Regions from separate parts of the Mus musculus genome. Here region 1 is linked to region 2. Evidence: chromatin loops called from intact Hi-C (ENCODE). Cell type or tissue: left cerebral cortex. All regions are shown on one strand. Links, peaks and the distances in the headings refer to the core of each region. The heading gives the core; the rest is flanking DNA.

Region 1 (5,385 bases), core at 271-5,270, 980 kb before region 2:
TTCAACATAACCCATATCTAAAACATTTGAATTCAGAATAAACTTAATCTAGTGACCAGAGAGCTCAGAGATAAAGAATTTTGAACCCTAGATATCAAAGGAGCCGTGGCAAGCTTCAGTGGCACATTGAGGCTTGGGTGGAAAGAGTACTCAAAGCCACCCATGAGGACATGCTCCACTCTGGACACCACTCTTGGGGGAATCCTTTGCCATTTTAAGGACATTCAGATGGCCATGACATCTTCGGGGATGGAGTTTTCCCCCAGAAAACTGTACTCTTTGTGTGCTTGAAGGGCCCTTATTCAGCACCAGCTGGCCTAGAGAGGAATATTTTGACCCTATAGTTCTACTTCCCATACAGACTCTTGTCCTCAGACATTCTGGACACCCTGTCCAGGCTCCTTGAGTCAGAATCTGATGAATTCTTCTCTCTGACGCCTCCAAGTGGTTGAAAAATTGCATTCCACCTTTCTTTAAACGAACAGAGGCAAAAACATGTTAGCAACACAGATTGATCCTGTCCTATCCAGATGATGAGAGCCAGTTGCCACCTCCTTACTGGCCTCTTTGTGGAGCCCCCTACTGGCGGCCCCACCAATCCCTAGGGTTTTGTTTCCTATCCCTCATCTTCTTCCCTAACCATACTGTCTCATCCCATGTAGCACCCACTTCAGTTCCTCAACTGAAACCTTTCTAGTATGCATTGTTGCCACATCTGCTGCTAAGGAAGGCAAGCCCTTTGTAGTCTATCACCATCCTTTCCCTACAAGTGACATTTACAACTGGAAGGCCCTGAGTCCTCCTTTTTCAGGAAAGCTTCAGTCTTTAATCTCCTGTTTAGAAACCATTTTTATTACCCAGAAACCTACCTGGGGGGACAGCCAAAAACTCCTCTGGACTCCCTTCCCTACCAAGGAGCAGGGCCACATCTGACTGAAAGCCCACAGTTGGTTCGAGGATACAACTGAAGATATGCTGAGAACCCCATGGCAATTGATTGTGCTTTGCTCAGACGAGCTCACAATGAAATCCTACCGTGCTTGAGAATGTGAGGTATTTATAGTCGATCGCCAGATTCTAATTGGGGCTGGGATGGGGAAGGGGAGGGGTTCAGGGCTGCCACAATACACCCTACAAATGTGTCAAATGTAGGTCCGATAGTCCAGGAAGTGACAGACTCCCCTGCTGCTTCCCGGAGAGGTTATTAGATGACTACAGGATTTACACAAGAGTTGACCCAGAAGCACCAGAGAACCAATGGGCCATCAATGTGGCTTTTGTGGGTCAATATGCCCCTGACATCTGGAAAAAAAAAGTTCCAGAAAATTGAAGGCGTTGAAAGTAAAAAATCCGTCTAAATTAATAGATATTGTTAGCAGAACTTTCAACAGCTGAGACAGTCCTAAGGATAGACAGGCAAGAAAGCTTGCAAAAGTCCAAATTTTGTCTTGGGCACCTCAGAAAGGCCAAAAAAGGTCCCACTCCTACTCCCTTCTTCCTGAGACAAATATAGGCAATCAACCTCATCCTAGACTCCTGAGAAATCAATGTGCCTATTGAAAAGAAATGAACAATTGGAAGGGAGAATGCCCTCAAAGGCACTAGAAACTGAAGTGTGTTAGAATAAGGAGGCTGAGGCAGTTGGGGTTAGAAGCCCCTTTCCAAGCCCAGGGTAGCCCTATAAATGGGGTGATACCCAGTCAATTTTCTTGTGGACACTGGAGTATGTACACCATTCAATCCTCCCAACCCCCTTAGGCCCTATGACTATCCAGACCACCATACTCCAAGGTGCCACAGGCACAAGTCGTATCCATGAACTCTCCAATGAACCATTTTAGAGAAAAAGACTCTCATTCTTTCCTGATAAGTACAGAATATTCCTATCCTTTATTAGGAAGAGATCTTCTAGCTAAAATGGGAGTCCATATCCATTTCTCTCCAGAGGGCAATGTGTCTGTGCAGGGTATTTCAATTCTAGTCTGTATACTCTCATTATAGAATAAAAATCACCTGAGGAGAGAGGACAGAGGGGCTACTCATTCTCAACACTCATGAGGGAACTCATGGACTTGACACCCCAGATATGGGCTGAAAAAAACAAAACAAAAAACAAACAAACAAACAAAAAAACTGTGGTTCTGGCCTCTCACCTATCTCCAGTCCAAACCTATATTCAGTTCCATCAGGATAAGACAAGATCTTTTGTTGCCAGAGGTCTTTTAGGAATCAGCTGCTATAGGGAGCATGGGATTTTAGTTGCATGTCAGTCTCCCTGAAACACTCCTCTGCTACTGGTCAAGAAATGCGGAAGAAAATATTATAGAACAGTGCATAACTTAAGAGAGGTGAACAAGTGAGAGAAAGAGAGCCACCTAACAGTACCAAATCCATACATGCCTCTGAGCTCCTTACCACTGGACAGGCAAATTTACAGCGTTAGGTTTAAAGGATTCCTTACTTAGTATTCCTGTGCACAGAAACATCCAACCCCTCTTTTCCCTTTAATGACAAGATCCAGAGGACAGATTTAGCAGACAGATGACCTGGTCACAGCTGCCACAAGGGTTCAAGAACTTGACTACAATCTTTGATGAAACCCTCCACTAAGACCTGAGTGAGTACCAACCTACTTAACCACATATGTCATTATTTCAACATGTGGATGGCCTGCCTTTGGCTGCCACTGACATAAACTCCTGTATGGAGATTATCAGGACCTCTTGCATACCTTGCAGAACTTGGGGTACAGGTCACAGACAAGATGGTTCAAATTTCTGTCCCTGAAGTGACCTACTTAGGCTTCCAACTCAAGGTGGGTCAGCAAATTCTCAGTAATGTAATGAAATCATCTCAAGTATCCCACTGTCTAAGAGCTGGCACCAAGTAGAAGAATTTTTAAGGTCAACCGACTTTTGCATACTCTAGATATTAAACTTTGATAAAATAGTCAGGCCACTCTTTGAGGCCACCAGGGGGCAGGAAGGGACCTTTGTATGGACAGGAAATTTAGAGGACTTTCAATGACTTAAAATCAGCACTACTGTCTACCCCTACCCTAGCCCTAACTGATCAAACCAAGCCTTTCTACCTATTTGTGGACAAGAGACAGGGCATCATGAAGGGAGTGCTGACCTAAACCCTGTGCCCCTGGTGATGACAATTGATTTACCATTTTAAAAATTTGGACCCAGTCGTGGCAGGATGACCTAACTGCTTGGGAGTCATGGTGGTCACTGCCCTAATGACCAAGGATGCTAATAAATTAACCCTTTGGAAGCCTTTGATCATACCTTCCCCTCATGCTGTAGAAGGAGTCCTCAAAAGCCCCCCTGATTGACAGATTTCAAATGCTAACAGGACTCACTATCAGTCTTTGTTCAACCACCCCCAAGTGTCCTTTTCTCCTATTACCTCTTTGAACCCTGCAACTTTCTTGCCTAACCCGGACTTAAAAAACTCAGTCACCTGACTTGAAATCTAGCAACATGTACATGGAGCCCAATCAGACTTGACTGATCAACCCCTGCCCAAGACAGATCTCACCATGTACACTGATGGGAGCAGTGGCTGACCTGAAGCAGACATCATGGGCATCTCCCCTCCTGAGTGGGACCTGAGCCCTTAAGACAGAATAGATAGCCCTCACTGAGGCACTCCAGTTGGGCAAGAACAAAGTGGTTAATATCTATACTAATAGATGATATAAATCTGCCACTGCACATGTTCATAGAACAATATACCATCAAAGGGGACTATTAACAGCTCAATGAAAAACAATCTTAGATCACCTGGGTTGCTGCTGGCTTTCAAAGAAATTGGCCATCATACATTTTCCTGGATATCAAAAGGCGTAGGCCTGAGAGGTTATTGGTAATCATTAAGCTCTAGAGGTAGTCTAGAACCCCTGAATCTCCTAAAGCTCCTGAATCAGTGACCCCAGACCAGTCCTGCCTGAGCAACCAACTAGTCCAAAGGGGACAATCAGGGATGTCAGCTGTACAAAATGTACACCAGGATGGAAAAGGACAGGAACCCTTATAATAAGATAGAGCTTACCCACAACCCAACTGTATGCACACCTTGGACTTGCAATCCAATGGTCATCACCCTCAAATTCTGGGACCCTTTCCCTTCTTATGCAGACGGGGAACCAGGGTATATGTGGGGATCCAGAGCTTACCTATATTGACCTGACCAAGGGACAGAATTTACTATTCATATGCTTGTGAAATCTGAAGTCCTGTGACCCATAGGCCCCTAGCTAAAGGGTTGGAGACTCATCCATCCACAGTCATTCTCCATGACCCCAAAACTGTACCTTCTGGTGGTCATGAATCTCTTTGAGATTCCAGAGCTGCCTATACTTCACTCGACCCCACTGTTGGATACTATTTGGACCCCCTTCAAGTTTCTTAATGGTACCAGGCCTAATATGACTAATGACTATTGGTTTTGCCTAGATCCCTAACCATTTTATTAGGTGGGCATCACAATTATAGACTCTAAGGTCTTCCAGAGGGTCAATCAGGTAACATTCAATGATACTGTCTCTTGCTCATGGTACTCACCCTTCACTCTAGGAGATCAGCAAGGAAATAGGATTTGCCACGATCCAATAATTATTTGTTGGCAAGATCCCTTTATGCAGGCATCTGTTAAAATCCTAAAGTTCATTTACTTCAAACATTTTAATTCCTTGGGCATGGAAAATAATAATGATCTCTTAGCTGCCCCTAAAGTCATTTAATTCATGTGCACATGGGCTTTAACACCTTGTGTATCTGTCAGCCATTTCACTAATGAACAAATCCCAGTCATGTGTATTAGTGCATATAGTTTCTCAAGTCTGGTACTCTGGTGGAATTGTGGGATAGATCTCTATGGACCCATAAGCACCATTTCAGTCTAAATGTGTGGCCCCTATTCTAGTGCTCATATTGATGGGGATCAGCATGACTGTTTCATTCCTATAGGTATTGGTACTTTGTTCTCAGTTCAACAATTTCAAATATCTAAGTGAATAAGGTAAAAAAGATCTGGCCAGATTAAACATTGCCACCTCATTACTAGAAAGCCAGGACAACCTTCTGGCTAAAGTGGCCTTTCAGAAAGACCAAGGTCTTTTCCTTAAGGAAAGTGGTCTATGTATGTATGGAGAAAATGTTGTTTGTATTCTAATCACTCTTGGGTCATTAGAGACTCTCTAGCTGAAAACAAGCGAAACCTCTTGGATAGAGATAAAGAAATATAGTCTGTGGGCTCATCTGAAAGGATATACCATACAACATGTCCCCTAGTTTGACATCATTAATAACAGACCATTTGGCCCCTTATGCCTTTTCTTGCTGGTTCTTACTTTAGGACTTCTTATAATCAATGCTC
Region 2 (5,385 bases), core at 192-5,191:
GTCATGCAGCTCGATTTAATATAATGATTACGTACACACATACACACACACACACACACACACACACCACATTCACACATGTAAGAGTATGTGTATCTGTGAAAGTTAAAACAAGTACCTAGCCTATCAAAGGTTTGGAGAATGTCCCTAAATGCTGAAAATGTCTCTAAATGTTGAGAATGTCCCTAAATGTTGAGAATGTCCCTAAATGTATTGACCTTTCTTTTTCTTTATTTTTTTTATTGGATATTTTCTTTATTTGCATTTCAAATGTTATCCCCTTTTCAGAAATTCCCTATCCTACCCCCTTCCCCTGCCTATGCGGGGTCTTCCCCACCCACCCACCCACTACTACTTTCCTGCCCTGGCATTCCCCTACACTGGAACATAGAGCCACCACAGGACCAAGGGCTGTTCCTCTTACTGATGTCCAAAAAGATCATCCTCTGTCACATAAGCGGCTGGACCCATGGGTTGCTCCATGTGTACCCTTTGTTTGGTGGTGGTCCAGACTATGGTAGTTTCAGGCTGGTTGGGACTGTTGCTCCCCACCATGGGCCTGCGAACTGCCTCAGCTCCTTCAGTCCCTTCTCCAACTTCTCCAACTGAGAACTCCGCTCACAGTTCAATGGTAGGCTTTGAGCATCTGCCTCTGACCTTTCTTTACAGCTTCTATATTTCTGTTTCTGGCTAACTGTTATTGCTAGTTGATATCTGTCAACCCAGGAACTGTTGTTTATGCTTAAAAGCTCACCCTGAGAAAGACTAGGGACTTAAGTTTAGTAGCCTGGAGGCTAACAAAGGCTTTCTCTTGGCTTGAACCCAGTCATTCTTATATATATATACACACACATATACATGTATCAGAGATTTTGTGGTCACATTTAAAACTAGTTAAATGTCTTCCTCTTGTGATATTGAAATAATTTTTAATTTCATCTGAAAGAATCCAGGTTGGTAGATTCTTCCTTTCTGTATGTAGAACTAGGCACAGCTTAAATGTGTTAGTTGTCAAAATACTTGTTGACAATTGTGGTGTCATCCTTTCCATCCTTAAGACAATGAAAATGAAGCCTTTAACGTCAACTTCAGTAAAAAGTATTAAGGAATGAGGATATAGCTCAATATGTAGAATAACTACACACAATACAAATGGCGTATAATTTCCCATCATTTTATGAACAAGTGTGATGGCTTAGATGTGCAGTCCTTCTGCCCTGAAATGGAGAACACTGAGTGATCACAAGTTCTGGGTCTTCATTGGCTACATCACAAATCTACACTAGTTTTAGTTACACAAAACTCTCACTGCACAAAATGACTTAGCTATTTTTGATAATGTTTACAAAAGCATGTATCATTGTCTCTAAGCATCATAAAAAGAAATTCTAGTTCACAGTTGTAAGGGCATAAGAAATCTGCTGTGCAGAAATGATGAAGGTCCCAGTCCCAATTTTTTATTAAACTATCTCAGAATAGAAATTTTGGAATTACCTTTTGTCAAATGATTACTGACTCTTAAGCTTTCTTCCTTGCAGGGATTCAATCCACCAGCTCTAAGAGCAAGCAGACATTGCTCCATTTCTTTTTTACCTTGTCATCTCTTTATACACTTTTCATTAAATAAAGTTCTTTATCTTGGCTATATCACAAATCTATACTAGAAAAAGACAAAGAAGCTTGTAAGCATAAGGCCAAAAAAGAATGAGAACAAGACAAAACAAACAATCAAAACAAATGTGAGTGTATAATTGAAAATAGCCACATACACATATATCCAAATACACCCCATTTGGTAACATATTAGTGTTAGCTCATTCAGTGAAAAAGATTGATATGCCTCAGATCAAGTCACAAACTTTGATAACAGATCATCCCTTCTGATACAATAGAAGTCTTTATAAAAGGAATGTGCTAGAAATCCCAGTGAGAGAGTTAGTGCGTTTATGAATGACTATGACATAGCCTCAATAAGTCAGAAGAAACCAAAGCAGGGAAAAATGGGTACTTAATCAAAGCTAGAAAAGGAAACTCTATTCATGAATCTCTACTTCTCCAGAAATATGAGAACCATCTGAGTTTAGTCATTAACTTGAAATGACTTTGGACTTCTGAGTTTAGTACACAAGAAAATCATGGAACTGGCATAAGCCCAGGACATAGAGTAATTTATTAACCCAGCAACTGAAAACAACATTTGCACTAAAAGGCATTTCTAACACAATGTTGATGTCTTCTAGAAGCACAATCCATAGGTAAGTGGTTCAGGAAAATTTCAGAACAGGTGGAATGGATACATTTTGTTTCACTTTATTTTATTCCTCTGAGAGTTGCAAAAGGACTCTTGATATAATATTATCCTCATTTATACAGTACTGTGATTAGATATTTGCTCAGTTTTCAAGGACAAACTTAATATTAATATTTTAATCTTTACCTTACTTTATTGGTAGTAGCAAGTACTTTTTGATTAAGGTGCTAGTCTATGTAAATCCCATCTCATCATAAGCTAAGACATATGATTTCTTCCCACTTATACCATACTTTGCATACAGTCTTTGAAGAACATATTGCTTGATTTCTTTATATTTATTTTTATCTGCCACAAAAAATAGGCAAGTAACCACTTGCTCAAAAATGTGCTGTTCTGAGTTCTGGGAGGGACCTCATTTCACCTCATTTTGTGTTTTGGTAAAGGAGTTTAATGAGAATGGACTACTTCTGTTCAACACAAAGACACTGATTTTTGCCATGATGACCTGCTTATCTCACACAAAGGAGAGTCTTCAGTTCCTTGTTCTTTATATAGTAATTTTAATTTGTTCAGGTTTTCTTTATTAATTATTTTTTTCTGCAACTCCAGTCAACATTATGCATCTATTTAGAACCCTGGGCTTTGCACATATACTATGCAATGTAGAATATTAAAGACAGATGGCATAGCAAAAATATCAATTATATTTTTATTTTCAAAAGTGTTTTTTTTTTGTTGTTTTTTTTTTTTTTTCAGTTGAAACAGAGAGAGCACGGGAAGTGAGATGCCTCCTACAGATTAAGGGTTCCATTTCTGATTTCCATGAACCTCTGGTCTGAAGTTCAGTAACCCCATGAGTCAGGGTCACTGTACTTGCAAGACAAATCGGGCCTAGCATAAGGATTACATTGATTAAGATTTTTATGATGCTTTAAAAAAATAGGTGTTAAAAAATGACAAAAATGCCAACCATTGTGGTCCATATATTTAAATCTGGCTTTTTAGTAGGCTGATTCAGGAGGGTTTGCCAGAAGTTTGAAAGAATCCTGGGTTGCTTCGTTTCAGATCAGCCTAGGCTAGATTTCCAGGGCCTGTTTGAGAGGAAGAAAATAGAATACCAACAGAAAGGACATTGCTGAAATGTACAGTATTCAAAGGCAAAATCCACAATGATAAAAATAGAAATTAAAAGAAAAGACAATATTACCGAAACTATTGACTGAAACAAAAAGGTAAAATAAATTGCTGATAGGTACCCACTGGGTCTACCATTAGCAATATTTTCTTACCTACTCCCCAAGGAAATAGGTGGGTAGAGAAAACTAGTACAGAATATCTCAGAATAAAGTAGAAGGAGCAGGAGCCATCATAGGCTCCAACAGGGATCTGAAGATCAGCTGTCCAAGTTCGAAGCATCATTCTCATTTGCATTTTGTATCTTCTTCAGCCAGAAAGCTTTTTCAGAAAATTACCATTCAATTTTCAACTCCGCATGGCTCTAAAAAACATGAAACAGAATGGAAGTTACTCTTTTCCTTGGACTAGAATAGTATTCATCAAAAGTTGACCAGTTTTATTAAAGGCTCTGTATTGATGAAGAAGAGACAGCCACAACTTCCATTAGATGTCTACAGAGAATTTTCAGTTTTATAAGAGAGTGGCTTTGAGCTATAACTTATGGCTTTTCTATGGAAACTTTTAATCTGACTATACATTGGAACTGAATTTAAAAATCATGATGTTTCTATGGATTTACTATATTAAAGCCATTGATTTATATAAAAAAGTATATTGTGTTAAATGATGAAATAAAGTAGTAGAGTTTACTATGACATGTATATAAATAAAAATTACACATTTGTACTATGTAATAAAATAGTATTTATTAAATGACAATAGTAGTTACACAGAAAATTAAAAATTAGCCAAGTGGTGAAAGCAGTGTGAATAGAATTTTCAGCTCTGCATAAGCTTTAAGAGCTAATTGTTTGGGATCCATTCATTCATTCATTCATTCATCAAGCAAAAATGCCTCATCAGCTTGAACTAAGACCATCCCTGTCATTTTATACATCTTTTCATTCTCTTCAAATCTTTTGCCTGAGAGGAAGCTTCTGAGATCAATTTCTATTTCACATTTACTCTTTTTTTAAATGTTATCTTTTTTTTTATATACTCCAGATTTTATCCACCCCCCATTCTACCCTCTGACTGTTACACATCCTTTACCTCCTCCCCACCCTGTCTCCATGAGAATGTCCATCCCCCCACACACACCCCACCAGATCTCTTCACTTCCTGGGGCCTCCAGTTTCTTGAGGTTTAGGTGCAGGAATGCCAGGTCTGGATTCAGTCACATTTTCTATTATTTGTGACTGTTAACTTTAAATTCCCAGTAATAATTTTGCTATATCTTTTATATTTTACCTTAATTCAGGGGAAAATAAGTTATTATTTTTTCTATTAAAAGGGTTAAATGAGAACATGTAAAATATCTATTTGTTGACAAACATTTAATTTAGTAATATTATTTACTATATAGATACTTCAACATAGAGTGGAAAAAGACATTGACATTTGGGCTTAGAGTTCTCACAGGCCAGGGAGTTTCACAAGGCAATTCTTTGGAAATCAGAAGGTTTGTATGTCAAGATCACTGCTACAACCATAAAGCATTTCAGGGGCTGCTGTAATCTGACTGACCGTCCCACAAATTAAGCACAGTATAGGGCCCTACAAAACTTGAATAAAATATGTTATAAAGAAAAATAGTGTGCTTGAGAATGTAACTGATAGATCTGAGAGCTGACATACTAAATGAAAGAGGAAAGAAGTGACAGGAATATGTTTGCAAAAGGAACAGCTTGATTGGAGGATGGCTACTCAGCTATTAGAAAATAAAACAGAGAAAATATTTGTAGGAAACAACTTGACAGAAGGAGAAATCTTTGGAAACTACTCCCTGACATTAAAACAAGCAAGCAAGCAAGCAAAGATAATTGTATTTATTCAGTTATGTCAATGGTTCTGCTTCCAGTCATTTACTGGTAGAACTTTGATGGTAATATAAAGAAGAGATTTAGGAAGGGGGTCAGGCCAACCTGAAGAACTGAGGCATATCTTTGCAATGT

The links. A loop is a pair of places that touch in the nucleus more often than their neighbours do. Peaks named below come from ENCODE experiments on the same cell type or tissue, not always from the same donor. Only the 100,000 strongest peaks of a DNase experiment are listed, where the experiment ranks them.
Region 1: it touches region 2 in a loop (2.3-fold over the local background); 3 of 42 quality-filtered maps call a loop at or near these places.

Annotation. Positions count from the first base shown.
Region 1 is chr1:26,899,522-26,904,906 of GRCm38, forward strand. No RefSeq gene overlaps it. Among named protein-coding and RNA genes, the nearest start is that of 4931408C20Rik, 210 kb to the left of the region's middle. In left cerebral cortex, for the core only: CTCF peaks have their summits at 563 (motif pointing left) and 2,982 (motif pointing right); a DNase peak (open chromatin) is centred at 2,989.
Region 2 is chr1:27,881,824-27,887,208 of GRCm38, forward strand. Gm5524 (predicted gene 5524) reads left to right here and starts at 2,223. Exons shown (of 2, transcript NR_151583.1): 1 at 2,223-2,255. In left cerebral cortex, for the core only: no CTCF peak of the experiment used is centred there; a DNase peak (open chromatin) is centred at 2,636.